3 separate regions of the Mus musculus genome follow, and all the other regions are linked to region 2. Evidence: chromatin loops called from intact Hi-C (ENCODE). Cell type or tissue: heart. All regions are shown on one strand. Links, peaks and the distances in the headings refer to the core of each region. The heading gives the core; the rest is flanking DNA.

Region 1 (10,387 bases), core at 1,562-9,561, 170 kb after region 2:
TCACAGCCGCAGCCACAACTGAAGGCCTGCAGGCTATTAAGCTGTTTAAAACCTCCCCAGGTCAGCATGGGACCCAGCAGGGAGGAGTTCAGCAAGCCTTTCTTTTTCTCCCTAACAACCTGGTTTGTTTCCCCTCCCTTCCCCTTCAGGACTATCTCTCACAGCCAGCCTCTCTTCCAAGTCATTTACTTCGGAGGCTGTTTAAAGCAGGACCGGTCTGGCTCCTGTGGGTCCCTGTGGATGAGTTTACCAGGCTCGTGTGTACTTCCCAGTCTCTGGCCCTTTATTGTTCTCCTTGAAACCTGATCCTTTGACATGGGTACCAGCACATCAGGAAAGGTTTTTAAAAAAGACAAAGTTACAGGGTGCAAAATAGCAACAACAACAAAACAAACAAACAAACAAACAAACAAACAAGGGTGGAGGTGGGGTCCCTTTCCAAAATCAAGATCAAATCTCTTCCAGTCCCCCTGATATCTATCCTGAGTCTGTATCCTTACATTATAAAGTAGTAATAAGCAAAGTGGGGCATCTTGTACAAGCCTTTAAGCTCAGCACTTGGGAGGCAGAGGCAGGACAATCTGAGTTTGAGACTAACCTGGTCTACAGAGCAAGTTCCAGAGAAACCCTGCCTGGAAAACCAAAATTAAACACAAAGTATCAGCAACTCACTCAAGATAATCAACTGAAAATAGAGATCCAGTCAGGGGTGGGAGAGGCTGGAGGGAGGGGTGTCACACACGAAACAAGGTTGTCACTGGGGTCCGATCCAATAACCGCTACATTTCCCATGGATAGTCAGACAAATCTGAATCAAATGAGCGCTGTTCGTCACTGCATTATCTCAACCCAGTTAACCAATTCTAATAACAATACAATAATCTTCAGTCTGTAACAACCAGTCAGGGATACTTTGTACACTCTTAATTTAAATAAGCTCTAGAAAATTAGTTTTACTTCCAATGTCAAAAGTAGAGGGGATAAAATTTAATTTTGTCCTTTTCAGATGAATGTAATTTTGCATTTTGTTGTGGAGTGGGAGTGGGCCTTAGTAACGAGGAAGTTTTGCTTACATTTTCCCAGAGCAGACACTGCTTTTGAAGGCAAAGTGTGTCACCTCATGATTGGAGGCCAAACCTGACAACTAATGTTTTCTTCACATTTTGAGGGGAAAATCTGTTAAATGACATCAAAAATATTGCTAAAGTATTTGTTGTTTCACAATTTAAGGACTGTAACGTCATCTCTTCCCTAAGTCCCTATATTCCCTTCTCTACCAATCATTTATGCTGAAAGAATGCACAAGGTCCTGGTTTAAAGCCCCCCCCCCACCACCACCACCACACACACACACACACACACACACACACAGAAACAGATGGACACAAACATGGGGGGCACACAAAAGAGATAATAGAACACATGTCTATGCCAGGTTTGGTGGTTTGTTTTGTTTTGTTTTGTGCCAGGCTAATTAGCAAATCTGGTACAAATTCAAAATGAAATTATCTCATTTTGCCACAAAAGTCTGCAAAAAGGCTCTGAACTAAGAATAAATCAGGCTTTCAAGATATGACCAACCCTAAAGAGAGAGAGTGAGAGAGACAGAGTGTGCATATGTGTGTGTGTGTATGTGTGTGTGTGTGTGTATAGAGAGAGACACACACAGAGCGAGTGAGCTGGGGTGCAGCTCAATGATAAAGTATGCTGGTTTACCATTTATAAGGCTGAGTTCCATGTTTAGCAACAGCAAAGTAATAAATAATTGAATACTGTTTTGAAAAAGACAATAAATGAATAAAGCCACTCCCACACTGCCTCTTCCCAGCGCTGTCTTCACTTACTTTAAGAAGTATCTTTGACCAGAAGATGTCTTGGCCATCTCCCAGCCTGCTGGCAGTGGTACATCATCAGGGATCTCAAAGGAGGACTGCCGGAGATGCTGAGCTGCAGGGGCAGCGGCAGGGCCAGAGACAACGCCACTGGCTGTGAGTGTCCCAGGAGAAACGGCACCCAGCTGCAGGGAGGCTGGAGAGGAGTGAGCTCGAACATGCTGTGGAGTCAGAGCTCCCGCAGTACCTGCATCAGTACTGGCCTATCAGGAATAGCAAAATGAAAATTAACAATAGAGACAACAGCACCTACCCCTAACTTCCAAACAGTATGTCACGGCAACCAAATATCTAAGTATCAAATGTAAACTTTAATGTTTAATTTCTTACACAACAGGAACACACCAGACCAAATAGACCATTACAAAAATTTAATAGGCATTATAAATGTTATTTTACTGATGAACAGTCCATCTGGATGAATGTCTACCTCCTAGACAGTGTGAAAACAACAAATACTAGGCATAATAACTTTATTTAGTGGTAAAGAATAATGCTCATCCTACATAACTCAAAATAATCAGTACTTTTCTAAGCAGTGTGGTTACTTTTCCAGGTTCTAGAACAAAACCTGGGGAACGACTGGGCACTTTTTTCTTTGTTGTAAATGTCTAATGTTCCCCCATCTTTCACTTTTTTGACTGTAAACAAATGTGATAAGTCAGCCATTATAAATTATACAACATTTAATAAATTCAAACTCTCAGAACTGCACCAATGCTAAAAGCTCCTCAATGAAGAGAATAATAGGCTAGCCCTTTTTGTGCCTAGAGAAAGACTTTTTCAATTCAATTATAATTTGTGGATTCACACACTTATAATAGCTGGGTGAGGGACAAAAGAAAAATCTGCAAAGACCCCAATGATTCAAATTTGGGTCCAATCAGACCAGTGTTAAGACAGGGGTCAGGAATAAACTTGTGTGTAAATGAGCTTTTCCAAGCGAGAGGATATAGGGCTAGAAGACTTCTCAGGCAGGGGCCTGTGGATGATTATTTACTAACTCTGATACATACCATTCACAGTCCAATCCTTTTATTGGAATTAGGGTTTCTCAAAACGTTTTTCTAGATTTATGTTGATAAGGAAACTGAAAAGACCCAGCAGTCATTTAAAGCCCCATAGGAAAACCCCGTTTTTGAGTTTCCAGATAGATTGAATTTTAGGAAACCATTAGCGCACAGAAAAGGTAAATTTATTGACGAACAGCTCTCTTAAAACGCTTAGAGAGAATGCAAATGTACCCACGAACGGCCCAGTGGAAGCCAGTATTACAAGTACACTTTCCCGGGTTCATTCCTTCTGACTTCTAAGTGCTACAAAATGGAGCGTTCAATCTGTGTATTCCTTCAAAGTTGCCCCAGCGGTTTCTCGATTGCATGTCACATACGTTTAGTTCAGCGAGTACAGAAACTCACTTGTGGGGGAGGGAGCAAATAGTATCTAGGTCTACTGTTGTTACAAATTAAGAGTTTATTTAGCCGAGCAGCTAGATAACTTTTCCTTCCTTCTTAAGAGGCTTTTTGTAGGGAGGTTAATCGAGATTTTCGAAGCTTCAAAAACCCCGTTCTACAACAAGCCTGCCTAGGAGGGGGGGCTGGAGTGGGGGCGGCAACTCTTCTTTCCACTCAAGTTACAGCCCGAGTGGGCTAACGACATGGCAGTGTTTGGAAAACCAATTAAGTTTTGGGCAAAGTTCCTGTGCTGCTTTAGCCTAAAGCAAGTTCTTTAAAAATTAAGTAATTAAAAGCGGGGGGAGCGACACTAAAGAAATCTACCAGGACCTATCGGAATGTTAATACTTTGAAACGGTTTCACTTCTGTGCTGGATCCAGTTGGGAAAATAACCAGGCGTCGTGGATACGGATAAGCAGCCATGTTCACATCCGCAGTCAGTTAAAGAGCAATGGCGAGCTTGGAATTAGTCATTGCTTCCCAAACATTACCTTTAATCACAGTTGAGCCGGGCAGAACTCGGCCTATGAGTCAACCTGCAACGCGCTATCAAAGGCCGGCGCAGAAACCTCTGCACCGTGAGCGCAGCCGAGCTCCTGCGCAACACACAGACGTGGCTCATTTAAAAGCTTTCGGGCCGAACAGTAAATAATAGGTTACGATTTAGGAAAAGGACACGTGAGCCCACCGAGTGTGAAAGGATCCCGCCCGCGCGAGTTCCAGGGCACGGCGGAGGCGAGTGGGGGGTCGAGGGAGCTTCGCTCGGGCTGGGGAGCCCGAACCCTGCATCCGGAGAGCGCCTGGGCCGCGAGAACAGAAAAGCTTTCGGGAGAGGGAGGGGGAGGGGACCGGGAGAAGGAACCAGAAACTCAATGGACCAGTTCAACCCCCACCCCTCACCGGCACGCGAAAACAAGAGGGCAGTTAACACAGCTCCACCGGAGACTGCAGTGGCGCGGGAAGGGGAGATCGGGTACCCCCGGCTGGGGTCCCGCACAAGACGCCGGCCCCCTCCCCCTCCTCCCCTCCCCCTCGTCAGAGCGAAGGTGCGGAGCGGAGGCGCGCGCATTGTGCACCCCCCCTGCGGCCAACTCCGCGAAAACAACCCCCAGCACCGCACCCCCACGCGGCCCCGCGCCCCCGGGATACCCTTACCTGTCGCGAGTGGGACTTGGGCTCAGGCGGCTTGAAGAAGGAGTCGGGCAGCTTGCGAAGCCGCATGGGCACGGTCTGAGGCACGTTGGCCGTCTTGGGGTTCATGACGGCATTGAAGAGCGCCTCCAAGTCGGTCTCCGAGTCCCCGCGGACGTGCACGACCTGGTGGCCGGCCGGGGGTGCGGGCGGGGCCGCGGGGGTCCCGGCCGGAGACACGGACGGCGGCGCGGGGCCTTGCGGGGCCGGCTGGGGCGGCGGCTGTTGCGCGGGCTCCATGGCTGCGGCCTCGTTCGACGCTCGGGGCACTGCGCTCAGGTTCGGGGGGCTGCGACGCGCGCCCGCATCGCCCTGCACTCCTTGCCCGAGGCCGCCTCCCCTCTCCTCCCCTCCCCTCCGCGAGCTCCTTCCTTCCTCCCTTTCTTTGCCCCCGGCCGCGGCGGCGTCCCAACTGAGACAGAAACTTTGGCTCCAGACGCCCAAACTAAAAAGTTGCGAGGAGCGCCCGCCCGCGCGCCTCGCGGGCTCCGCCTCCTCGACGCTCTTCCTTCCTCTGCGCGCCCGCCCGCACCGAATCCGCGGCCCGCGGCCCCCGGGGAAACTTTCCCTGCGCGTCGCTACATTCCTGCAGACTCCCGGCCGCACGTGACCCGGGGGCGACCGCGCTGCGTGCGCACCCACCGGCCGGCCCCGAGCCGCTCGGCTGCGGGCGCAGATCCTGCCGGACCCGCGCGCAACGCCAAGGCCGCGAGGAATCGGGACAACCGGCTTGGTAGGGTGGATGCAAAGGCCACACTGTTCACCCGCACTAAGGTTAATCCGGTCCGCGTTTTAACATTGATTCCATTTACCACCAAGTTTGAAGAAGAAACAACAAAACACTTGAGGGCGGGTGCAAATGATTTCAAAGTGAAGCTTGGAAACCAGGAGTTGCACTGGGAGTACCTTACAAAAGGAAACAGTATTACTTTTTAAATTTTGTTTTAAACAGGCTTTACTCTGTAGTCAAGGATATCCTCCAACTCTTTGTGCCACAGCTTCCACAGACAGCTAGGATTCCAAGCCAGGGCCTCTGCTAGCCCGGTTTTTGTAGGTTCATAGGTTCGTCCTTTTTCTTTTCTTTTTTCTTTTTTTTCTTTTCTTTCTTCCTTCCTTCCGCTCCCCCTTTCTCCCTCTCCTTCCTTTTTCTTCCTTTTTGTGTTTCTAATTATGTACAAGTGAGCACAGGTGAAGGTCAGAGGACCATTTGTGGGATCTGTTTTCTTCTTGGTTGTGGGTCCCAGAAATCGAGCTCAGGTACCCTGAACCATCCATCTCATGTTGACTACCCTATTTTGCTGTTTTGAGTCAGGTTCCTATGTAGCTAAGGCTTTCCTCCAATTCACTACATAACTGAGGCTAGCTTAAAATTTCTGCTCCCCCTACCTCAGCCTATAAAGGGCTCAAATAACAAATGTGGGGCACCTTGCTCAGCAAACTTTTTTTTTTTTTAAGTGAAAAGTCAATTTTTTAACACCAAAACTTGACATTTCTTTGGGAACTTCAACTCAAAACATAAGTCACTGTTTAACCTCATGGAGCATTGTGGGTTTTCCTCTTGTGTTTAGTACAAGGGTAAACAATGCAGGGTAGACTAAGAAATGAACCTCAATGGAGATTACCTTAGCCCCTGATTCTCTGTGTGTCAGTCTTTTATCTATCAGGAGCCTATCTGGAATCACTCCAAAAATGATAAAAATCTGTTCGTGTTTTTTAAGTTAATTATTTTGTATTGGGTGTTTTGCCTGAGTTTATGTCTTTGCCTTGGTTCCACAGAGGTCCAAAAGATGGTATTAGATTCCATGGAATTGGAGTACAACTGGTTGTGAACAGCCACGTGGGTACAGGGATTCGAACCTGAGCCTTCTTAGGAACCAGTACTTTTAGTGACCGGCCCTCTCCTCAGCCCCTTGTTGAAGTCATGAGCTACAAAACAAGAACTGGTTTTAATGAGGTATAACTGACATAACTATATAGTCTTCCACTTAAGCAGTTTGGTGCTTTTTGAGTGTATTCCCAGAGTTGTGCAACACTGACTTTAAACACACAAATTTCTTCTCCAGAAATCTGGTTTCTTGTTCTAATGATTTTGTCTGCAGTGTGAGTGAAACGGGTATAAATAGGATTAAGCAAAGAAAGGACCCTTGAGCAAAAAGATAATCTCTTCCTCTAGTTAAGACACGCCCGGAAGAATTCTGAGCAGCAGTCTATCGCTTTGTGTGGTAGAGTAGGGTGAGCTAGCTTCAGACAGGTAAGATTTGAATCAACTATTTAGGAGCCTCAGTTTCCTGTCCTAGAGAGGAAGAAGGGTAAATGTCTCCCTAAGACTGATTCCAGGATTGGTTCACACCAAGTGCCACAAGACCACACTCTTGTGGGCTCTGGAGTTTAGAGTTCAGGTCCCAGTTACCCACACAGGAGCTGTGTGATAGTGAGCAAGCTACTTCCTGCTCTTTCATTTTGTAATTACATCCACCTCATGTCTCTTATGTCGTTGAGACATTAAATGAGTCAATGGATATAAAGTACTTGGCCCAGTTTGTGGCACAAGGCGAGGTCTTAGTAGTTGTCAGCTATTATCAATGCCCTGTGTTTACAGATTACTTCACTGGTAGTGGCCTAGCCTGTTGGGCCACAACCGTTTTAGAACCTTGACAGCACTCCCTCCTTCTCAAACCCAGCGGTTAATCCACAAACAAAACATTTGGGCAAAATATCTGCAGTAGAAAGTTGAAATGGCAGGCAGTGCTGGTGCATGCCTTTAGTCCTTACACTCAGGAGACCAAGGCAGGCAGATCTCTGTGTGGACTTGGGGATGGGGTGAACTGAAGACAGATTTGGTGCTGCATTCCTTTAATCCAGAACTAGAGAGGTAGAGGCAGCTTCCAGGTCAGGCTGCTCTACATGGTGGATTTCAGGCCAGCTAGGGCTACACAGACTCTGTTAAAAAAAAAAAAAAAAAAGAACTAAAATTCTACCTACAGGTGGAAGGCAGGTAGGAGAATTGCCACAACTTCTAGGCTGGGGTGAGCTACATCGGATACTGTCTCAAGTGGGCATGGTGGGAACCAGCAGGTCAAAAGTTTAAGGCCAGTCTCATTTTAAATGCAAATGTGGCTATATGAGATCCTGTCTCGAAATAGCAAAACTTACACCTGAAAGGAAACAAAAGTGACTAACCACAGGTTGCAATGAAAGCTGTCCCCTAACTACAGCTCTACTAGATTGGGCACTGTCAATTAATGGGCTTGTGTGCTTTGGTCAATATTGTTTCACCAGCCTTTAAATTGAGAACACACTTGCTATGATAACTGGATCAAGACTCTCCCTTACCATTTGTCTTAGTCAGGGTTTCCATTGCTGTGGAGAGACACCATGACCAAAACAACTCTCTCTCTTTTTTTTTTTTTTTTTTTGGTTTTTTCCAGACAGGGTTCTCTGTGTAGTCCTGGCTGTCCTGGTCCTGGACCAAGGCTGGCCTTGAACTGAGAAATCCACCTCTGTCTCCCAAGTGCTGGGATTAGAGGCGTGTGCCACCACGCCCGGCTAGAGGAGGGTCTTAAAGCCTACTTCCACCGTGACACTCTTCCTCTAAGGCCACATCTACTCCAACAGGGTCACAGCTCCTAATAGTGCCTCTCCCTGGGCCAAGGATATACAAACCACCACACCATTGTTTCTCATATTTCAGTCAGAAGTTAGTAAGAGATGAGGACAAATGGACATTCAGTCTTTTGTCCCTTGCCTGATTCCCCCCCCCCCCTTTTTTGAGTTATTTTAAACCCCCTTGAGGCTGAAAGGTAGCTTTTCTTTGTATGTGATTTCCTAAGATAAGATCTCAAGCTCTAGTCCAGAATGGTCTTGAACTCACAATCTCCCTGCCTCAGCCTCCTGTTTGCTAAGTTTAAAAGCATGTACTACCATGCCCCACTTGGGAGGTATCTTCATACATAGACCCTCCATTGGGGGCTGGAGGCATGATGCAGGAGGGGTTAAATGCACTGGCTACTCTTCAGGGGCCTGGGGGTTGATTCCTAGCATCTATCTACATAGCAGCTCACAACTCCTGTAACCAAGCATTTGGTACTTGGTTATAGAGGCTAGATACTACCATCCCACAAGTAGGACTGCACTTTGCATGAAGTCATTCACTGTAGAACTTTAAATTCTGTCCCATCATCAGATGGCACTATCTATGGCTCATTATGAATTTGTCTTGTAAGAACATTCTCTAACTGCCTAGTGACTGGCACACTATTTCATGTATGGATTTATCATGCGTTAAAGGCATTAAACTGTAAATATTTAGGAGCCAAGCTCATGAGGGTAATCCCAGTATTTGGGAGGCTGAAGGAGGAGGATTTCAGCAAGTGCAAGGTCAGCCTGTGCTACCTAATTAATTCTAGGCTAGCCTGGCTACAGAATGAGACTCCATTTCAAACAAATAAACAATGATAAAATAAACAGCCAAGAATGGTAGTGCCTGTCTGTAATTCTCACATGGGAGATTGACTCAGAAGGATGGCCACAAGTTAGAGGCCAGCCTGAGAAATGAATTCCAGGAGATCTGGGTTACATAGGGATATTCTGGATTAAAAAAAAAAAAATCAAAAGTAGCCAGGCAGTGGTGGAGCACTTCTTAATCTCAGCAATAGGGAGGTAGGAAGAGGCAAGCTGATCTCTGAGTTCAAAGCCAGCTTGGTCTACAGAGTGAGTACCAGGACAGCCAGAGCTACACAGAGAAACCCTGCCTTGAATTAAAAAAAAAAAAAAAAGTAACTATTTGGTTTGGTAATGCTTTCTTAGTGTGATGGCATGCCTAAATACACCAAGAAGGAAGAGGAGGAAGAGGAGGAAGAGGAGGAAGAGGAGGAGGAGAAGAAGGAGAAGGAGAAGGAGAAGGAGAAGGAGAAGAAGAAGAAGAAGAAGAAGAAGAAGAAGAAGAAGAAGAAGAAGAAGGCTGATACCCCAGATTGTGGGGCAAATGAAAGGATACCCACAATTAGGTGGATTGGTGCCCCCACATCAATGATGTTTAACCATATATCCTGGTATCTGTAGGTAGCTACTTCTCACACCCTTCTTTATTTATTACACACTTATTCTTTACTTTTTTTCCCCTCTAAAAGTGGCTTCATGAGCATCTGCACTGAGACCCAAGGCTGCCCTTTGTCAGTCTCCCTTGAACCTGCAGAACCTCCTGCAGCCAGGGTTTGCCATGCCACAGCTGGTGCTGGGAAAGCTAGCCTAGAGGTGCTAGGTTTATGCTCCTCACCTTTGCTCGTTCCCCTGCCAGCTGAGCATTTTACTCCCAATCCCCCTAGAGCTCCAGCAGCACACCTTCCCACCCACATCCCTCTGGCTCACCATGTTAAGGCTAGCACAATTCATCCATTTGTTCAAGCAGAGAACTTAATCACCTCCATCAACAACCTTCAACACTTCCTAAAGTTTTTTTTTTTTTTTTGGTTTTTCGAGACAGGGTTTCTCTGTGTAGCCCTGGCTGTCCTGGAACTCACTTTGTAGACCAGGCTGGCCTCGAACTCAGAAATCTGCCTGCTTCTGCCTCCTGAGTGCTGGGATTAAAGGCGGGTTAACTTTCTGTTGAAGCTCTGAAAATCTGCCAGTCAACTCCAAATGCCCGTGTACTGGCTGGTTTTGTGTTAACTTAACACAAGCTGGAGTTATCACAGAGAAAGGAATCTCCCTTGAGGAAATGCCTCCATGAGATCCAGCTGTAAGGTATTTTCTCAATTATGGGGCCCTTGTAGGTGGTACCATCTCTGGGCTGGTAGTCTTGGGTTCTATAAGAAAGCAAGCTGAGCAAGCCAGGGGAAGCAAGCCATAAG
Region 2 (10,387 bases), core at 1,301-9,300:
TTTTGTTTTACAAAGTATAACAATTTAAATAAAATTTAAAATGTTTTTTTTTATTTTAGATACAACAGTTAAACTTCAAATTATAACATACAAGGCCAATTAAATGATTTCATCATTTAAAACTGACATTTCAATCCAAACTGTAGACATTAGCAACTGTAAGTTTTCCCCAGGGTACCAATGTCTGAGACATTTTAGTCTGAGAATTCTTGGATGCTACAAGGCAGACTGGAGGCAACATGCTTTCCTATATTGTTGTTTTTTTTCCCAACAATGAAGACTAAATTCATACTAGCACAATATTATGGAGAACATGTTGGTTTGTTTTCCAAACACGTTCTTAAAAACCAAACTCCAAGTGATTCTGAAACGACTTGCCAAATTTGTTGCATTAACAGAAGGCTTAAACTCTATGGGCTTTCAAGATAGCTCAGCATGGTCTCTTGTGAGGCTATGCCAGTGCCTGGCAAATACAGAAGTGGATGCTCACAGTCAGCTATTGGATGGAACACAGGGCACCCAATGGAGGAGCTAGAGAAAAGTACCCAAGGAGCTGAAGGGGTCTGCAACCCTATAGGTGGAACAACAGTATGAACTAACCAGTACCCCCTGGAGCTCGTGTCTCTAGCTGCATATGTAACAGAAGATGGCCTAGTCGGCCATCACTGGGAAGAGAGGCCCCTTGGACTTGCAAACTTTATATGCCCCAGGAAAGGGGAACGCCAGGGCCAAGAAGTGGGGGTGAGTGGGTAGGGGAGCAGGGCAGGGGGAGGGGGGTATAGGGGATTTTCTGGATAGCATTTGAAATGTAAATGAAGAAAATATCTAAAAAAAAAAAAAAAAAAAAAAAAGATAGCTCAGCATGTAAAAGTTCCTGCCACAATCCTAATGACCTGCATTCCATCCCCAAACTCACACAGTGGAAGGAGAGCTGTTCTTTGACCTCCACTACTGATTGGTCTGGGGTTCACAATGAGGCCCAAGCTATCGTTGACCTTGGAACACTCCTGCTTCAGCCTCCAAACTGCTAAAATTAAAGAGTAAACCACCACAACTGGCCAAAATTAACACTTTTAAGTAAATTAAGTACATCAGTTTTCAGGACAAAAACAACAACAAAGTCAAAATTTATCTCTTTGTTTTGTTTTTTTGAGACAGTTCTAAGTAACCCAGGGTAGTTTCAAAGTGGTGTCAGAATCCTGAATGTTAACATTACACTGGACCTAACATACAAATTTGATGATTCTTCATGATAATTGTTTTTGAGACAGGGTCTCACTATGCAATCCTAGATGACCTGAACTTGCTCTGTAGACCAGGCTGGTCTCTGTTCACAAAGAATGCATGCTTCTGCTCCCAGCGGTGAGATTAAAGGCAAACTGACATAGGTGCACTACCTGTCCCATCATATAATTTTAAACTACTTATATTTTAACAATGTAAATAGTTACATCAAAATTCCTGTTCATCATGTACCATACAAAAAATGACTAAAAGTTCCTGTAATTCCCTAAGGAGTCCAATGATTCCTCATTATCACAGAAGGCATGCATATGTCCAAGATCTCTTTACTGTATGATTCCACTTACATGTGTTGTGGCTATGGTAACTAAAGTAGATTCAGATATCGTAGGCAGAAGGGTAGGTGCCAGGGGTGTGCTTACAAGTGTATGGGATACAGTTTCAGTCTGGAGATGACTAAAAAACAGTACACATATACTTTATACTACAGAAGATTAAATTTTAGATGGCTAAATTAGTATATTTTATGTGTATTTTAACACAATAAAAACAACTAACACCGTCCATTCATTTTAGAAATGAATCCAAGTTCACATAGCTGATCAGTTTCAAATACAAAATTTCTAATTGTAATACACTAACAATGTGTTCCTAAATTTATTCTAAACAATAAAAATTAAGAGGTAAGGTATATAGGCAAGAAAACTTGTCAACCAGATATGAGGCCCTGGGTTCAATCCTCCATGCCACAATAAACATTTTTAAGAACCAATTATCAAGGCTGGCAGTGGTGGTACAGACCCTTAATCCTAGCACTCAGGAGGAAGAAGCAGGTAGATCTCTGAGTTCAGACTTGTCTACAGAGTGAGTTCCAGGACAGCCAAGGCTACTCCAAGAAACCCAGACTTGAAAACAAACAAAAGAACCAATTACCTTGGAAACCATTTGGCGTGTTCTATCCAGGGGTCATCTCCAGGTTCCCAACATCTCAAGCCACCATCACAACAAAAGCACTTGACATCATCATTGCGATCCACGTAATAGAATCCAGCACTTGCAAGCTGCTCGGGCTGAACAGGAACACTAGGTGGCCAGTACAGAAATGTCCTCAATCGAGCAGAGTGTGTCTGCATACTTAGATTTGATATACTAAACCTCTGTGTTTCTGAAGTATTTTCCAGAAATGGACAGTGGGGAAAATGTCTGCGGTGCTCTGACATAGCATCATCCTTTGGTTCCCAGTTGCTCAGTTTCCCACCACAGGCAAAACAGGCCACCCTGTCTCCAGGCCCTATGTAATAGAAGCCAGCTCTGGCCAGCTCTGCTGGTGACAGAAAACTTAAAGGCCACATACTGTAAGTAAGAAATCTGGCCTCTTCTGTACTCATGGCATAGCTGCAGGGATCCATCCTTGATGAGAAGTCTTCCACTGCTCTAGAATTAAGAGGGCTAGAGCACAGGTTGGAGTGAATGCCACCTCGTTCCAGAGGTGACGAATGTGCAAATCTACTTTTCACAGGAGACATATTCTTAGATGGAGACTGCAGACTGGCTGAAAGCAGAGTCTGTACAAAGCTGCAGCTGGGATAGAACTGTCTGTGCTTTTCAACAGGACTGTCCCCTTGTTTCCAGTTATCCAACATCAGGCCACAGCAGAAGCACTTGACTTTGTCATTCACACCTGTATAATAAAAGCCAGCACGAGCCAGACTCCTCTCTGAGACAGGAACTCCCCTGGGAAAAGCTGAATATGTAGACATTCGGTAGAGTTCACACGAAAAGTCAAACTTCATTTTTTCTTCGCTCTCCTTTGTCCAATTTGACAAGATTGTGCTCTTCTCCATTATACGTTTAAGTTTTTGGTGTAAGGTACCTTGGCCGAGTCTCTGGGAGACAGTTTTGTCCATGAGTAGTAATAGTATTTCTGACCGCTTAAACTTCCAGATGAAGTTTCTCACCACTTGACACTAGATCTCCACCACAGACACCTGACTGGATAGATTCATTGTCTTCTGCTTGGACTGGTGAATTGACACCCTCACAGGACAAATCTGTCTCACTTGCCAAGACACTAGTTAGGACTCTTTGGGGGTCACATGAACTCTTCTGGGTAACCTGAGATCTATTTACCCATAACTAACTTCTTATTACTAGTTATGAAGCCTAGGTACTAGGGCATATATTCAGGCTCTTTTCCCTTATAAGGACTTAAACATGACATCTGAACTACTCCTTTTCCTATGAAATGAAAGGAACTGAGTGAAGTCTGCAGCTGGTTTTCCTTAGAGAAGATGTCATACAGTATTCTCTAAAGTGGGTTACATCAACTGCAGCAGTCAGCTCAGGTCTATTAAGACTACAGTATTCACTGTAAAGGAACTGCGCTTAAAGCACAGACTGTTAACTCCCTCACTGTTAAATCTTCTATATCACCACCTTGACTCTGTATATATCATGTGAATACATCTGGTCAACAGACAGTATTTTGCACATAAACCTAAGACTGCATTTTATAAAGTCCGCCTGTGTTTAAGGCCCTTTCCACTATAAGTCTGTTATAATTAAGAACGAATCAATTCAAGACATGGCTTTCTTTTGTTACCTCAAATAACTAAGAATCTGTTTTAGCAAAGCTTTTCTGTTGCACTAGCCTTCTTTTTGAAAACTTCGTATTTTATATAACTAATCATACACAAGAACACACTGCAAAGCAAACCGCAGCGTCTTATAGAAATGTTCAGATGTCCATGAGTGGGCTGATTTCTAGAAAAACATAAGAGAACATGAAGACTCTTGAGGACTATCAATCTGAAAGAAAAAAAAATATTTTAGAAAACTAATTACACAGAATTGTCATCATCAATTTATTCAGTAATGTCTAAAAATGACACACTCTAGATAACAAATCTTGACTACAGCAGTTCCTCACCCAACCAGTCTACTTAGAAAGGGTCTAAATCAAAACACACCACTGCAAAAGCATTCTCAAAGTACTAGTTATGCTTGTCTTTAAAATGCATAGCTCAGTATAGTTTAAAAATTAAAACTTTGAAAACAATGGACATTTCCATTTGTCAAAAACTGGCCCCCGATTTTCAAGTTTGTTCCTTTTATATATTATTTATTTACTATTAGAAAAAAATGTACTATACTTCATGAACTTTTTTTTTTTTTAAGGGACAGGGTCTTATTCTGTAGACTAGGCTGGCTAGAAAGTCAATATAACCCAAGCTGGTTTTAAAACTTTTTGGAATTCTCTTGCTTCAGCCTTCCAAGTGCTAGGACCACACTACCACCAGGCTCTTTTCGTTTTCTGATTTAAAGATATTTTGATATGCACTTCACTGGAGACAAAAGGCACCATAAATAGTGGAAAGGTAGTCTGTAAGGCTACTGATATAGCTCCATGTTAGAGCACTTGCCTTGCAGGTAAAGAACCCTAAGTTTAATCACAAGAAAAAAATTATATATACTTTTATATTCTATTAAAACATTTAATTGAAATATATAATACAGATATAAGTACATATAAAATATATTTATACACATAAACATATGTTAAGTTATAATACAATATAAAATAAATAATATATACGATATTTTCTATTATATTAAAATATAAATATTTCCTGAGGATTCCCGAGGTATACTTGCAATTTTAATCTCAACACTTGGAAGACAGATGCGGAATGAAACGCTCCTGCCGGACAGAACATTTGAACTAGCCAGGGCTAAATTAGCCAAGATAAAGGCACCGGGAAGAGCTCATAAACGGAATCCGTGAAGGACAACCATTCCCTAACCACCACAGGTAACATCTCAAAACCAAAAAAGTACAAGTGCCGGTAAAGCAGTGGCCTGAACAAAGCTACCACTACCCGTGTGGCCTAACTACACTAGCTGTTACAACGCCAGCAAGCACCCAACCGACACGGCTCTACGCCCACTGCAGGGGGGCGACACGTAGCTTGGAGAGACAAGAATGGAGAACACCTTTCCCAGTTAAACCAAACCTCTCACACGACTACTGGGGACAAGTAGTAACTGATGTGACAACCGTCATCCCCCTGCCGCACAACTTAGTTTAAAGGCATTAAATGCCGCGGGCTTAAAGCTTAAAAACCTGCAGAAAATCTGAAGAGACAGCCGAGGTGCTGCACACCAGTAATCCCAGCACCTAGAACGATTGGAGGCAGGAGGATTGCCGCAAATTCGAGACTAGCCTGGGTTGACTGAAAAAATAAACCGAAAGGAAAAGAAAGCAAAACTGTTATACAAGTCCAAGCCCAAGGACTTAGGCAGGGAGCGGGGGTCGGGCGGCCCTGAGAACTGCCTTCCGGGCCGAAGGAGGAGTCAGCTAGCCCGCCCAGCCGTCGAGAGCCACGCTCGCCCGTCCTGACGAAGGCAGCCGCACTCACCACCGAGTCAGGCCCCCGGCGCCCTGGAAGCAGAGGCGCCTGATTGTTGATCCGCAGCCTTCCCAAAAGCCCCTGCGGCCAGCGGGCCGTTGAGGTGACGTCAGCAGACGCGCACCGCAAGTTGGAACGCGTGGAGGACGGGGTGGGGCTGTGGGCCAGTCGCGCGCGCCTGCGCCTGCGCTCGCGCCTGCGTGCTCGGGCTTTGGAAGCTAAACGTTCGGGCCGCTGGGACTCGGACGAATAAGGCTAGGCTTTCCCGAGCGTCCGTCCTTGCCCCACTGCCTCCGCTGGGCGTTCCGGACTTTGATGCCATGTGTTTTAACCTGCAGTGCACCTTTAATGGCGGCAGCCCTGAGCCGCGCCTCCTAGCTCCCTGTATTTTCCGGCCTCACCCTGCAAGGGTCCTAGACAGGCACTAAGGCAAACGTGGCGTCATAGGTAAGGCGGCTCAGGCTCGTGAGCTGGCCTCGAAACGCCTGAGTAAAGCGGAATGCACGCGTGTGCGTGTACATTAAATATAATTTGGTTTTTTTGTAAGATGGGCTTTAACATTTTTGACAAGTGGGCTCCTCTGGCAGGCCGGCATGGTGGCGCTCACCTCGAATCCTAGAAATTCAAACCCAGTTGGGGCGAGGAGGTAGTTATGCATTTTTAAATTATTATTTTTTTTAAAAAGTGCTCTTGCAGGCGACCCAAATTAAGCGCATCAGGCCATAAATTTAAAAAGTAAGGAAAAGGCTGCGGACTAGTTTGGAGGAAGGCATTGAAGGGTTAACAGTATAATGGGAGAGAGTATGATTAAAGCGCACTATATATCTGTGATGAGATTGTAGAAGAATACGTTTAAAACTGGAAAAATAACCCTGACTTCATTGTTCACTAGCAGTCTGTCTCCCCACCCCCCACCCTCTGCTGCCTTTCCCGTACCGAAAGTGCTGCAAAATCATTAGCATTCAGGGTAGGACTTTCTGATGTCCCCACCCCCACCCCCGCGGCCCTGTTTGGCTTGGATGATTTGTTATGGTTAGTTTTGCAGTTTTTTTATTTGTTTGTTTAAGAAAGGATTTTATTGTAGGGCCCAGACTAGCCGAGGATTTAGCATCCTACCTCAGCCTCCAGTGTGCTGATTAGAAATGTAGGCTACTACCAGTGAGGTTTCTACAGTTTAATTTACTTTAGACTTGAAGGTCTTAACGAATGAATCAGATCTTCTCTCCGGGGGAATTCCATGTTAAATGGGCAAATATTTTAAAAACTTAGAAGTAAAACAGACCGCTAAATTAGGCTGCCAGGGGAATTCCGGGACCCTGAACCGTTTCCCATTTTCTTTCCCGTCATTTCTGCTGCAAGTCGGTCAGTCACAGAACAGGCAGTCTTCTGGTCTAAATGCTGATAATAAAAAGAAAGTATTCATGACAGTTTCTGATACACAGAAAAGACGTGCCAAGGTTCCCAGTGACTAAACTTCCAATGGTACACATGTGCCAATGCCTTGTTCAAGTCACTACTTCTTGGAAAGTTACACAAAACATTCCTAATATGTGTGGGAATCTAGCAGGGCCTGTGCACATTGAATTCAAGAATATGTCTCTCTCAGTTCTTGTCCTGACCTACTTCAGTATTTAGGAAATTTTCAATGCCCAAAACTCAGACGTTTTAGAACTTATTACTTCTTTTATAATATATAATCTTGGAGTCCAGTTGTTTATTTTGTTGACCATTAATTCAACTAAGACTTTCCCTATTGCCCATGTAGAGTTTGGTAATTTTGAAAAATATATTTTATTATTATATAATACACATATATACATATACTGATGTGGTTATCATGACATCTTTCATTTTATATACAAAAAAGTATACAGTTCAGAGTGGAGAGATGGCTCAGTGGTTAAGAGCACTGACTGCTCTTGCAGAGGTTCTGAGTTCAATTCCCAGCAACCACATGGGGCTCACAACCATCTGCAATGGGGTCTGATGCACTCCTCTGGGGTGTCTGGAGAGAGTAATGGTGTACTCATATACATAAAATAAATAATTTTTTTAAAAAAAGTATACAGTTAAAGACACTTTTGAAGAAAAATATGATTGAAAAGACTTCTACAACATAAATTGTATAATAAAACCAGGGGCTGGAGAGATAGTAATTAGAGCACTGGCTGCTCTTACACAAGACCCTTGTTCAGTTCCTAAAATCCACATCCTAGTTCACATCTGTAACTAGAGTTCCAAAGGATTTGACACCCTCTTCTGACCTCCATGGGCACTGCATGAAAGTTAATGCGGTGCCCAATCCCATTCAAGCAAAACGCACATCCAATAACATATATAAATGAATAAAAAGCGTAAGTCTGCACATTCTTGTTCATATGCCTTTCTCTGTTTGCTAAATCTCAGAGTCCGCTCAGAATTAGCACACAGAGACACAAATTTAGTAGTATTGGTGATACACAGCATAGGTTCAGCATAATATTATACTATAACTTAAATATTTGACTTAAAATTCAATGAAGTGGCAGGGATAGTGGCTTAGGTAAGAGGATTTGTTTCAAGATCAAGGCCGGTCTGGGGAGGAGGTGGACTGTGTACAGTGAGAGAGAGAAAAGAAATAGGGAGAATTCGAGAGGCCAAAATGTCTGGATTGCATTCCCCCTCTGGGGAGAAGGGCAGCCCAGCCCCTGGGTTGGAAAATTCAGTGTTAGGAGCAGGTTATGCTGGATAAGGACTAAGGGATGCTGGGAGAACCTGAAGGCCAGGTCTGCTGTGATATGTAAAATGTGCACCTCAGTCCTTTGTCCCAGGTCTGAAACCAAACATTAATTTGTCCAACAATCACTTGTTTTGTTTCATCTTGTTTGGGTGGCATTTGGGATGGACCAAGGGTTTTCTGCATGCTAGGGAAGCATCCTATAACTAAGCATCCTATAACTAAGCATTCTATGACTAAGCATTCTATGACTAACTAAACATTCTATGACTAAGCATCCTATAACTAAGCATCCTATAACTGAGCACTCTATAACTAAGCATTCTATAACTAAGCATCCTATAACTAAGCATTCTATGACTAAGCATTCTATGACTAACTAAACATTCTATAACTAAGCATCCTATAACTAAGCATCCTATAACTAAGCATTCTATGACTAAGCATTCTATGACTAACTAAACATTCTATAACTAAGCATCCTATAACTAAGCATCCTATAACTAAGCATTCTATGACTAAGCATTCTATGACTAACTAAACATTCTATGACTAAGCATCCTATAACTAAGCATCCTATAACTGAGCACTCTATAACTAAGCATTCTATAACTAAGCATCCTATAACTAAGCATTCTATGACTAAGCATTCTATGACTAACTAAACATCCTATAACTAAGCATCCTATAACTAAGCATCCTATAACTAAGCATCCTATAACTAAGCCACATCCACAGTCCCTTTAGCTTAACTTTTTAATTTTTTATTTCGTGGGGTATAGGTGTATGTACATGCCACGTGGAAATCAAAAAACTTACAGGAGGAGTCAGCTCTCTTCTGCTATCTGTGTTCAGTTGCTTACACTTGTGGCCAATGCCTTTACCCACTGAACCATCTTACAGGCCCAACAGAGAGTATTTCAGTGAAGTTTTAAACAGATTGTTCTATTCTGAATGAGAATAAGTATTTCCTATGCACCAACTGTATAAGTAATATTTTGTATGTTTTAAGAATAATTAAGCAAATATAAGGCTGGATGTCATGGTACACATGTGTAATCCCACTAGCTGAGAGATTGGTACAGGATGTCTTTGAGTTTTAGACTAACCTGGACCCTGTAGCAAGTTCCAGACAAATCTAGGTGATGAATCTGTCTCAAAATTTTAAAAAAAAATTAAAATTATGTAAAACAGGGCTGGAGAGATGGCTCAGCATGTAAGAGCACTGATTGTTCTTCCAGAGGTCCTGAGTTCAATTCCCAGCAATTGTGAGACCCTGACTTAAAGCGTTTCTCCCTGAAAGGTAAAGCCCTTAAACGTTCCCCCAAGCTTGTTTTCCCTGATCTCTAAAAATACAGCCAGAAAGAAGCTCTTTGTTCTTTATAGCCAGCAAAAAGCCTTTTTGTTTCTATACCTTACAACGAGAGATGCGATAATTGTAAAAAGACCTAGCCAGGCTCTTGCCTGGCTCCCTGTGCCAAGGACACGGAGATAAACTCCACAAAGAAGAGCTACAACTCACTCCCCACTCCTCGTGCCTTGTAATTTTACCAAGGACACCCACCAGAGAAGAGCTGTAGCCAAACTCCTCCCAACTCCTCCCAATTCCTCACTTTTTCTGTAAGACTCCCGAAGCTGGGCCTCCACTCAAGTTCCGGGATGGGCTGGCCTGTACTCCAATGACCCGAGAGAAAACCACACCTGATGCAAACTGCAAGAGTATTTATTATCAGCTAGCTGAGGATGAACTCATTTTGCTGTGCAGGGCAGGGGAGTTTGACCCCAAGCGGTGACAGTAGGGGGCTTTTAACAACTAGCTGAGGAATTGGGAGGAGTTGGGAGGAGCTGGGCAGAGTTCTTCACTTCCGGTTGTCCTTGGTGAAATTTTCAAGGCAGAAAGATTGGGGAGTGAGTTCTTTCTGAATTTTTATCTCTGTGTCCTCGGCACAGAAGGCCAGGCAAGTGCCTGCCTGGATCTTTTACAATTATTGCATCTCTGGTTGTAAAGTATAGAAACAAA
Region 3 (10,387 bases), core at 1,284-9,283, 120 kb before region 2:
GTCATAACGGCCACTTATACATGAACATCCCTTAGTAAATAAAGATCTGCCTTCTGTTTTAATTGTGCCGAGAGGTAGATCACATGACAGCTACCGTGTTAACTCTAAGTGTACAGATGAATACTACTAGGTATATTTACATTGTAAATTTAAAACATATATTTTTTAAGACAAAGTTTCTGTATCTCAGGCTGGCCAAGACCTCAGTATGTAGCCAAAAATTACTTTTAACTTCTGCTTCTCCTCCAACCTCCTCCCCAGCAACGTACTAGTGTATGCACCATGCCTAGTTCATACAGTGCTGGTGCTAGTACCCAGAGCCTTTTGCATGCTATGCAGATGTCCTGCTAACTGAGCCACATCACCAACAGAAGCAAGCTTCCTGGCTTCAGCATTGTGGGTATTTTTCTAAAGATTTAAATATGTTTATTTAATGTGGATGGGTGGTTTCCCTGCATGTACGTAAGTGCACCACACACATGCAGTGCCCCAGAGGTCAGAAAAGGACATCAGATTCCGTAAAACTGAACTGAAGTCATAGACAGTTATGATCCCCCATGTGGGTGCTAAAAACTGAACCCTCGTCTTCTGCGAGAGCCACCTTAACTCTGAGCCACCTCTCCAGCTCTGCTGTTGGCAGTTTTGACTATGTGTTGGGGTTTGTTTAGCAGTAACCTCTGACCTCTGGCTGATACATGTCGCTAGAACATCCTCAGTTATGGCAGTCAGAAATGCTCTGACACTGCCAAATGTTCCCTAAAGGGAGAAATAGCCTCCCGTGTAAGAACCACTGATTCTTAAATCACTAAAAGAAACCACTAAAAAACACTACAGAAAATCGATCCCTACTCTCCTGTATTTTGTGTCCCTGGCACTTTTCTTTTCATCCAGGATTATCTAGCTAGTTTTATGACAACTTGACATAGACTAGATTGTCTGGAAAAGGGGAACCTCAAATGAGAAAATGCCTCCATGAGATCAGGCTGCAGGAAAGCTTGTAGAGCATTTTGTGGATCAGTGGTTGATAGGGTGAGGGCCCAGCCCAATGAGGTGGTCCTGGGTTCTATAACCAAGCTGGCTGAAGAGCAACACAGTTAAGCAGAACCCTCCATGGCCTCGGCATCAGGTTCCTGTCCTGTTTGAGTTCCTGTACCCACTGCTTTCGATGATGAACTGTTGTATGGAATGGCAAGTTCTCCTCCAAAAGAGGCCAGCCAGAAAATTTGTCTTAAAAAATATATATATGTTTTAAATTTACAATATAAATATACCTAGTAGTATTCATCTGTACACTTAGAGTTAACATGGTAGCTGTCATGTGATCTGCTTCTCGGCACAATTAAAACAGAAGGCAGATCTTTATTTACTAAGGGATGTTCATGTATAAGTGACCGTTATGACATTTTTCCTGGAGTAAGCTTCTCTGTGCTCAGTCAGGGGATAACTTCCTGGTTAAGATTGAAATCAGGGACAAAACTCTCTACTTTTGGTCATGGTGTTTGAGTATAGCAATAGTAACCCTGAGACAGGGTCCCCTACCAGTCTCTAATACTATGACTTCTCAAGGGAAAGGAAAACCAATATAGAATTAATGTAACATTGGTCATTTTGAGAACTCAGTTGAGAAACATGTATTTTAGGGAATAAAGTAACCTGTATTCCAATGCTAAGATATTGTGTTTGTATTGTTTCATAAGACCTGTTTTTTTGTAATTGTGTGTGTATGTATATGTATGTATGTATGTATGTATATGTGTGTGGTGTATGTTTGTATATATGTATGTGTGTGGTAAACATGTGGTATATGTGTGTGTGGTTTGTGTATGTGTGTGTCTTAGTCAGGGTTTCTATTCCTGCACAAACATCATGACCAAGAAGCAAGTTGGGGAGGAAAGGGTTTATTCAGCTTACACTTCCACATTGCTGTTCATCACTAAAGTATGTCAGGACTAGAACTCAAGCAGGTCAGGAAGCAGGAGCTGATGCAGAGGCCATGGAGGGGTGTTCTTTACTGGCTTGCTTCCCCTGGCTTGCTCAGTCTGCTCTCTTATAGAACCAAGACTACCAGCCCAGAGATGACACCACCCACAAGGGGACCTCCCCCCTTGATCACTAATTGAGAAAATGCCTTACAGCTGGATCTTGTGGAGACATTTTCCCAACTGAAACTCCTTTCTCTGTGATAACTCCAGCTGTGTCAAGTTGACACAAAACTAGCCAGTACAATTGACCCCTTGTCAACTTGACACACAAACACATCACTAGTAAGCCTCAGCCCTTAGTTTCTTATTCATTCCCAAGATCTAAACAACTTTAAAAGTCCCACAGTCTTTACATATTAAAAGTTCAATCCTTTTAAAACATCCAATATCTTTTAAAATCCAAAGTCTTTTTACAATTAAGTCCCTTAATTGTGGGATCCAATAAAATATTTTCTTCCTTCAAGAGGGAAAAATATCAAGACACAGTCACAATCAAAAGCAAAAATTAAACTCCAACTGTCTAATGTCTGGGATCCAACTCACAATCTTCTGGGCTCCTCCAAGGGCTTGGGTCACTTCTCCAGCCCTGTCCTTTGTAGCACATAGCTTTTCCTCTAGGCTCCAGATGCCTGTACTCCACTGCTGCTGCCGTTCTTAGTGGTCATCTCATGGTACTGGCATCTCCAAAACACTGCATGACCCCTTCAGTCCCGGGTCATCAATTGCAACTGAGACTGCACCTTCACCAATGGCCTTCCATGGCCTCTCACAGTGCCGAGCCTCAGCTGCTCTGCATGACCCCTTCATAACTTCAAAACCAGTACCACCTGGGTGACTCTTACACATTACCAAGTCCTGCTGCTGCACAAGGTACAACTTTGGCTATGTCTGAAACATAGCCTCTTTGTACTCTCAGAAAACACTTCCCAGAAGATGTCACCTCAATGATCTTGGTCTCTTCTTAATCACCGCCAATTTCTTAGCTCCAGGTAACCAACATCAATAGTCCCAGTAATGCAAAGTTTTCGCTTTAGTAGTTCTGGTACCTTGTTAATCACAGCTGATTCTTCAGCACCAGCATCCACCTGCCTCTGCCTCCCAAGTGCTGGGATTAAAGGCGTGCACCACCACTGCCCTGCCCAGTGTGTGTGTCTTTCATTTGCAAATCTAGAGAGCTCTTGGATGGGTGCAGCGTGGGAGCAAAAGTGGTTTAACTGATTCACCGCTACACTTGACACAGTGAACTCCCATTGTCTTAAAAGTCAGTTCTCTAGAAGAGCCAATTGCCTATCAGCCTTTTATGGGCAAAGAGAAGTAACACACTTTTGTGTCACCAACACTTTCTTCTCAAGTCTGTTTTCTCTGAGAAGTACTCCTGACTTTTAGCTGACATTGGTGGCCAAGTGTGTCCTACCCTACTACCAACTATAGTCACTTGAAAAAAGAGCAGACGCCTGACCCAGGCATCACCAGCCTCATGTTCATCTGGAGAATATAAATTTTTGCTCATTTATTCAATAAGTATTATTTTACATGCTCCAGACACTGTTTAAGCCTTCAGAGTATGATTCCAAACAAAGAAATCTCAGAGCACATAAACCAGAAAAATGTACCACAGTGAAATGACATCCTTAGGGATTGGGAACTCTGCAGTGAGTTTTGTTGGTGGTGAACTTGTACTGGGACAGTCCATGAGGTTTGGCTGTCAGTGATTTTTGGACATCATAGAATATGTCAGTGTCTCTCCAATAAATTCCCTTTTGCCTATTCCAGAACTGAAAAACCATAATTTCTCCTGTAAAAGAAAAGTCCACATTGGGCAGGGTGCTCTGGAGCAACAAAACCAATAGGGGCGGGTATTTCCGCATACTTGGGAGCCTCTGATGCTCCCTGTCTCTGCTGTCCCTGTCCAATGCTGAAGGCTTAACAGATTCCTGGAGTCATTGCTGTGTAGTCTAAGTTGGAAGACCAAAGAAACTGGAGTCTCCTGTCAGGCAAGGATGGCAGGGGTGGACACACTCACTCAGGAAGTGGCGGAGAAGGTGGATCAGCACATAAGCTCTTTCCTTGGAACTCTTTGCATCTGAGCTACCCATTGGAAGATGCTGCCACTTTGAGGGTGGGTCTTCTCCACTTAGTTAAACTTCTCTAGAAATGGCTTCACAAATGTTTCCAGAGCAGTGTCTCCTAGGTGACCCGACATGGCCCCTTCAGGTTTGTCACTGCCATTTGTGCCTCCTCATTAGCTTCATGTACCACTATTGCCTTTCAGAAAAGTAGAGCCCACAGATATGTGACAAGGACCAGATCAAGTGACTGAGTGAGGCACAGAGAGTCCATTGCTCCTTCTGTGCCCAGCGTGACACTAAGCACAGCTGCCCTGCTGGTGCTGTTATTAATGCATAAGTAACATATATTAACAGAAAAAAAAACAATTATGCGGAAACTTCTGTTTAAATACTGCTCACATCCTACCGTCTAAGGAAACCCTAGAATTCCTCAATTTTTCCTTCAATTTGGGCCACCCCTTTTTTTGTTTTACTTTATTGTATTATGTTACTTTTTTAAAAGATTTGTTTATTTATATGAGTACACTGCAGCTGTCTTCAGGCACACACCAGAAGAGAGCATCAGATCCCATTACAGATGCTGTGAGCCACCGCGTGGTTGTGGGATTTGAACTCAGAACCTCTGGCAGAGCAGTCAGCGCTCCTAACTGCTGAGCCTTCTCACCACGCCTTATGTTACTTTTTGAGATAAGGTCTTACTATGTATTCTAGACTGATCTCAAATTCATTAGGTAATCCATGCTGGCCCAAAACTCATAATCTTCCTGCCTCCGTGCTAAAGTTTCAGATTTGCACACTCAAGCTTTGCTTACTCTTTTTCCCCCAGTGCCAGGTTGACCCAAGGACCCGAAGCATGCTAGGCAAGCACGTTACCACTGAGCTACATCGCCAGTGCCTATCCTTTGTGATAATTTCTTCATTTTATAAAGTAGAACAAGTGATCCTTCCCTTTTCAAAATTTGATGACCAATTAATCATAAAATGTGGTTGGTGGGTGTAAGAACGTGGCACCAAGACACACACACACAAATAAAAAGTAATGCAAATTTTGAAGAGATTTGGGGGAAAACACCTCTGAAGAGGGGGAAACAGTAAGTAGAGAGAATCCTGGGGAATCAAACTCAGGCCACCAGTCTTGGTGGCAAGCATCTTTATCCCTGTGCCATCCAGCTAGCCCTCCCCCAAGATCCATTGCATGTGTAATCCTATCTTGGTGTCCTCTTTAGAAGACCAGCTGACACCAGGATTGTCCAGTTTTCTATTCTTGTATGAAAATGACCCTCAAGCATGAGTCCCACCCAAGAACAACCATGTATTAGTTCCCAAGATTCTGAGACTTAGGGGCTCCTGTGTGACCCAGCTGTAGAGTGACGTAGATGGGTTTGGAAGATTTGCAAACCTCACTTATGTATCTGTTGTGCAAGAATTGAGACTACAAAGCTGGGTGCAGCTGGGACTATCAACCCAACCATAGTGTCTCTGGCATGCAGGCCTTTTGTTTTTCTTCTTAATATGTTTGAATGTTTTCCCTGAATGTACTTATATGCACTATGTGTGTATCTGGTATCCATGGAGATAGAGAGCATCAGATCACATGAAACTGAAGTTAGAGATGGTTATGAGCCAGCATGTAAGTGCTAGGAATTGAACAAAGGTGCTCTAACCCCTGGACCATCTCTCCCAGCATCCAGGACTTAATCTGAATATCTCTTCAGATGTGCCTTTGCCTTCATACAGCACCATTCCTGCCATACTCTGATGTAAAAGAAGCAAAAGACACATTCAGAATATAAATAAATACATACATACATACATACATACATACATGCATGCATGCATGCATACATACATGCATACATACATACATGCATACATACATACATACATACATAAAGGTGGTCAACCAATTAGTTTGAAGCCAGAAGAGCCAAAAAATTCAGAGTGATACTCTAAATAGCCACACGGGGTCACCCTTCCACTTATGAAAACACCTGCCATTTAAACCAATTCTAACCAAAAGCATACTAACTACAACAAACATGCCAGACAGACCCCACCTGGTGCCTCCTAGTTTCTACCCTCATTTGTCATAGTAGCCCAACTCTCAATGACCAAAAAGGACAGGGATTTGGTACTGATGAGACGTTCTAATGAGTCAGTCCCCAAACTACAGCCCTTGTGAAGGGAGGTAGAGCAATTTTGTTGTTGGCACATTTTTTTATTTTTCTACAAATGCAGAAGGTGTCATGAGAAGTGACCCCCGACCACATATTTGCTGATCATTTGAAGCCTGTGAAAGAGCAACTCTTCTATTTCCTAGTGAGCATAAGGACAAAGGAGACAGGCCCTCTGGCCCACTTCCTCCTAAGGGTCAGCTGTGGTCTGCTGCTGCCTTCTGAAGCTTTCATCGGTGAGGAAAAAACAAGGAATTATTGACTGCTGTTGTGTAGGACTATTCTCCCAGAGAAACTGCCAGTATCTTCAGGAGTCCAGGTGAGCCTCTTACAGGGCAACCATCACAGCTGTGCTGACTGCTGACAGTGCCCTTGTAGAAGGAGGAGATGGAAAGTGCCATGGGACCCTTACCTGTTCACCCCTCCCTACTAGTTGTGTGCACATGGCCCCAGTGTGGAGGAGGAATAGTATACAGGAAAGGAAGCTCTGGGTAGAGGACTCCCTCTGCCTCAACATGGGGTGTCATCCTCCATGCTGGAGAGAGACAGTCCACCAGAGCTGTGTAGGCCACCAGAGCTCCTACCTGCACCGCTCTCATGGGTCTGTAGGGTTCCCCAAATGAACTTTAGTGGACTCACACGCCAGCCTATTGGTCCTCAGGAAGGGGGGGGGGGGGGTGGGATATTGTTTACATCTCCCACAGGAAAAGAATTTTAGGAACAGCTGTGACTGTAACTTGATGGTAAAGTATTTGCCTATAATATGAGGTCATGGGTTTGATTCCCAGTATAAAAGGGAGTCGGTGGGGGGTAATAATAAAGGCCAGTGAGTTATGTGTTAAAGAAACAGTGCAGCTAGAAGTGCAAGTCCTAAGGTTGATTCTCCCACAGAGAATGCGAGTCTTGTTTGATTGTTTTTGTTTGTTCATAGAGGGTCTCACTGTATATCCTTGGCTGACCTGGAACTGACTCTGTAGGTCAAGTTAGCCTTAAACTCACAGAGATCTGCCTACCTCTGCCTGTTGGAATTAAAGATGTGAACCAGCACACCTGGTTTACAGTAGTCTTATAAATCTGGAGTGTCCTTTGCCAAGTCATCTGCACAAGAATTATTCAGTTTAGGCCTGGTGATGAAAAAAGACTCACCATCCCAGGCATTGATGGTGGCAAGAGACAAGTTTGGAGTGTGGAATGTCTGATGTGTATTGAAGCAGTGTCTTGTATAGCCCAGGCTGGCCTCAAACTCATTGTGAAACAAGGACCTTGAATCCCTCTTTCTCAACTTCCTGGGTTCTGTTATCACCATACATGGTTGACAAGGTACTGGAGATGCAACATGCTAGACAAAAATTTCACCAACATACCCAATTCTCTCAGTTCAAATTTCTTGATAGCAAAACACAGTAACATCTTTTAACCTAAGGAAGAAGTGAAATTTCTTAGAAAATATACCATTTCTTAGTAAATGTTCACAGAATCAGAGAGAAGGTCAGAAACGCAGGTTTAGAATATGAACTATTGTTGTGGGATTCTTGTGTGGGCAACACTGCCCAATAGGGAATCCCCATTTACAGCCTACTAGATCCAGAGTCCCAAAAAGAATTTTATGTCTGTGTTAAGATCACATATGAATGAGGAACATGTGTAAAAAGTGCGTGCCTGAGTGTCAGCCTGAGAATTCTCATGAGAAGCCTAATGTAGAGGAGCATGTCTGTAACCCAGCCCTTCCATGGCAAGACATGAAGGGTAGACAGGAGGAATGTTAGTCAAGTATGGAAAGGCATCCTCTGATTTCTGCATGCATGTCCACACTAACATATATACACACCGAATAAATCGTGTTTTAAAAGAGATCACATTTGTCTTCCCCCCTTACCCTTTGGGGACAGCTAAAGCTGCAGGTAACATTAAACCTTAATATAACCATGTTTTCACACACACACACACTCACACACACACTCTCTCACACACACACACACTCACACACACACACACACACACACACACTCTCACACACACACACACTCACACACACACACACTCTCTCACACACACACACTCACACACACACACTCACACACACACACACACTCTCACACACACACACACTCACAAACACTCACACACACTCACACACACACACTCACACACACACACACTCACTCACACACTCACACACACACACACACTCACACTCACACTCACACACAGCCACAGTACCATTAAGTCTGAAAGCTAGCCTCAGTAAGATAGTAACAGACTGAGGGTATGACTGCATAGACAAACTGGCTTCCAGAGTGTTTGAAGTCCTATATTTGATCCTCAGAACCATTTTTTAAAAATGAAGAAGTTAGGGTTAAAGAGATAGATAGCTTGACAGTTAAGAGCACATATAGCTTTTGCAAAGAGGCAAGTTGGATTCTGAACACCCACATCAGAGGCTTACAATTGCCTAAAACTCCACTCCAAGGAGATCTGACTCTTATGGAATCCACAGATTTACACACACACACACACACACACACACAGAGAGAGAGAGAGAGAGAGAGAGAGAGAGAGAGAGAGATGCATTATTAAAATTATTTTTTAAAGTGCAGTAATTCCTAAATTAGAAAGATTGTAACAAAATGTTGTAATAAGTCATTGAACTTAGACATTCTTTCTTTCCAGAATTTACCGTTGATATTTTTAGGACACATTTAGCTACAACAAAGTGAAAACTCAAAGAGCAGGTTTTATCCATTATCTTATCTTTCAGAGAATCGGGAGCATTCAGGCGCTCTCCCACATCGGCAGAGGGAGGCAAAGCACACTACCTTCTACCAAGACTTGCTGAATGTAAGATTTGTTCAGACCTTCCCCGTATTAAATTTGGAGGGAGGTCCAGAGAGATGGCTCAGCAAGTAAAGGTGCTTGTCACCAAGCCCAACAACCTGAGTCCCATTCCTGCAACTGAAGGAGAAAACCAACTCCCAAAAGTTCTTCTCTGACCTCTGTACATGTACCTGGTACAGGGCTAGAAGAGGACATAGTGAAATCTGGACTGGGTGGGATCATCAGTCAGCGCCCCCGCCCCTCCCCCAGCATCAGATACTGTTGCCCACCTGACAGGGATGGAAAACAGTGGAGTCCAGGACTGGCAGGATCCCAGCCAGTCCAGGTGGGAGCGAGTGCAGGGAGCTGGGAGGCCTTCTCAGACAATCTTAGAGTTCCAGCAAAGGCCTTCTCTTTAATGAAGCAGCTCCCTGAGACGATCTTAGCTTGTTCTGATTTCTTTATGCCAGGTGGGTTTGAACACTTATATTCTATTCAGGGTGAACCAAGCGTGATATAGCTTTGGGGGAGGGCATGAAAATATCTAGAGAGGAAAAAGGTCATTCATTGGCTCAAGGCTAAGGCTACTGAGATGCGTCATTTGCATGGGGAAGAATTCCAGGTGCTGTGCTATGTAACTGACTACTTGTGACCAATTGGTTGGGGGTCCCCAGGTTATGTGCTACAAGGTCGAAGCAGAATCAGAGAAGGACCTAGTTCTACTCCTGAGGTCAGGGTTTGAACTTGCTTTGCCTCTCCAGTTTCATGGCAGTTTCTCTTATAGCATGGTCCACGTGTTCCATATTGTATATGGTTCCAATGTGGCCAGTAGGACACAACTAGCTAGCACACTCCATTATATTCTAATTTTTCACTAACTTAAATGTGAAAAAATAAATAAACATAGCACTTTATATTTTTTTTCTTTCATTTCTTTAAACAACATTGGAAATTTTCTGAAGTAGAATTAGCCTCTGGAACTCTAAGGAATTAACTATGCTTGGTCATGATATATTACAATCTCTCTTTTTAAAAAAAATTTATTGGTTATTTTATTTATTTACATTTCAAATGTTATCCCCCTCCTGGTTCCCCTTCAAAAACCCCCTATCCCACCCCCACTGCTTCTATAAGGGTGCTCACCCACCCACCCATTCACTCCAGCCTCACCTCCCTAGTATACCCATACACTGGGGCATCAAGTCTTCACAGGACCAAGGGCGAACCCTCCCATTGAAGCCAAATAAGGCAATCCTCTGCTACATATCCAGCTGTAGCCATGGGTCCTTCCATGTGTACTCTTTGGTTGGTGGTTTAGTCCCTGAGAACTCTGGAGGTTCTGCTTGGT

What was found. Hi-C counts contacts between places; a loop is a spot of excess contacts. Peaks named below come from ENCODE experiments on the same cell type or tissue, not always from the same donor. Only the 100,000 strongest peaks of a DNase experiment are listed, where the experiment ranks them.
Region 1: it touches region 2 in a loop (5-fold over the local background); 5 of 42 quality-filtered maps call a loop at or near these places.
Region 3: it touches region 2 in a loop (2.7-fold over the local background); 10 of 42 quality-filtered maps call a loop at or near these places.

What each region holds. Positions count from the first base shown.
Region 1 is chr9:7,999,613-8,009,999 of GRCm38, forward strand. Yap1 (yes-associated protein 1) reads right to left here and starts at 4,984. Exons shown (of 9, transcript NM_001171147.1): 1 at 4,503-4,984; 2 at 1,845-2,095. The coding sequence starts at 4,778. In heart, for the core only: no CTCF peak of the experiment used is centred there; DNase peaks (open chromatin) are centred at 1,969, 4,119, 4,599 and 5,099; H3K4me3 peaks cover 3,680 bases; H3K27ac peaks cover 2,997 bases.
Region 2 is chr9:7,831,330-7,841,716 of GRCm38, forward strand. Birc2 (baculoviral IAP repeat-containing 2) reads right to left here and starts at 5,728. Exons shown (of 8, transcript NM_007465.3): 1 at 5,661-5,728; 2 at 2,176-4,050. The coding sequence starts at 3,149. In heart, for the core only: a CTCF peak has its summit at 2,352; DNase peaks (open chromatin) are centred at 5,262 and 5,782; H3K4me3 peaks cover 2,597 bases; H3K27ac peaks cover 2,286 bases.
Region 3 is chr9:7,708,225-7,718,611 of GRCm38, forward strand. No RefSeq gene overlaps it. Among named protein-coding and RNA genes, the nearest start is that of AV064505, 18 kb to the left of the region's middle. In heart, for the core only: a CTCF peak has its summit at 6,008 (motif pointing right); no DNase peak of the experiment used is centred there.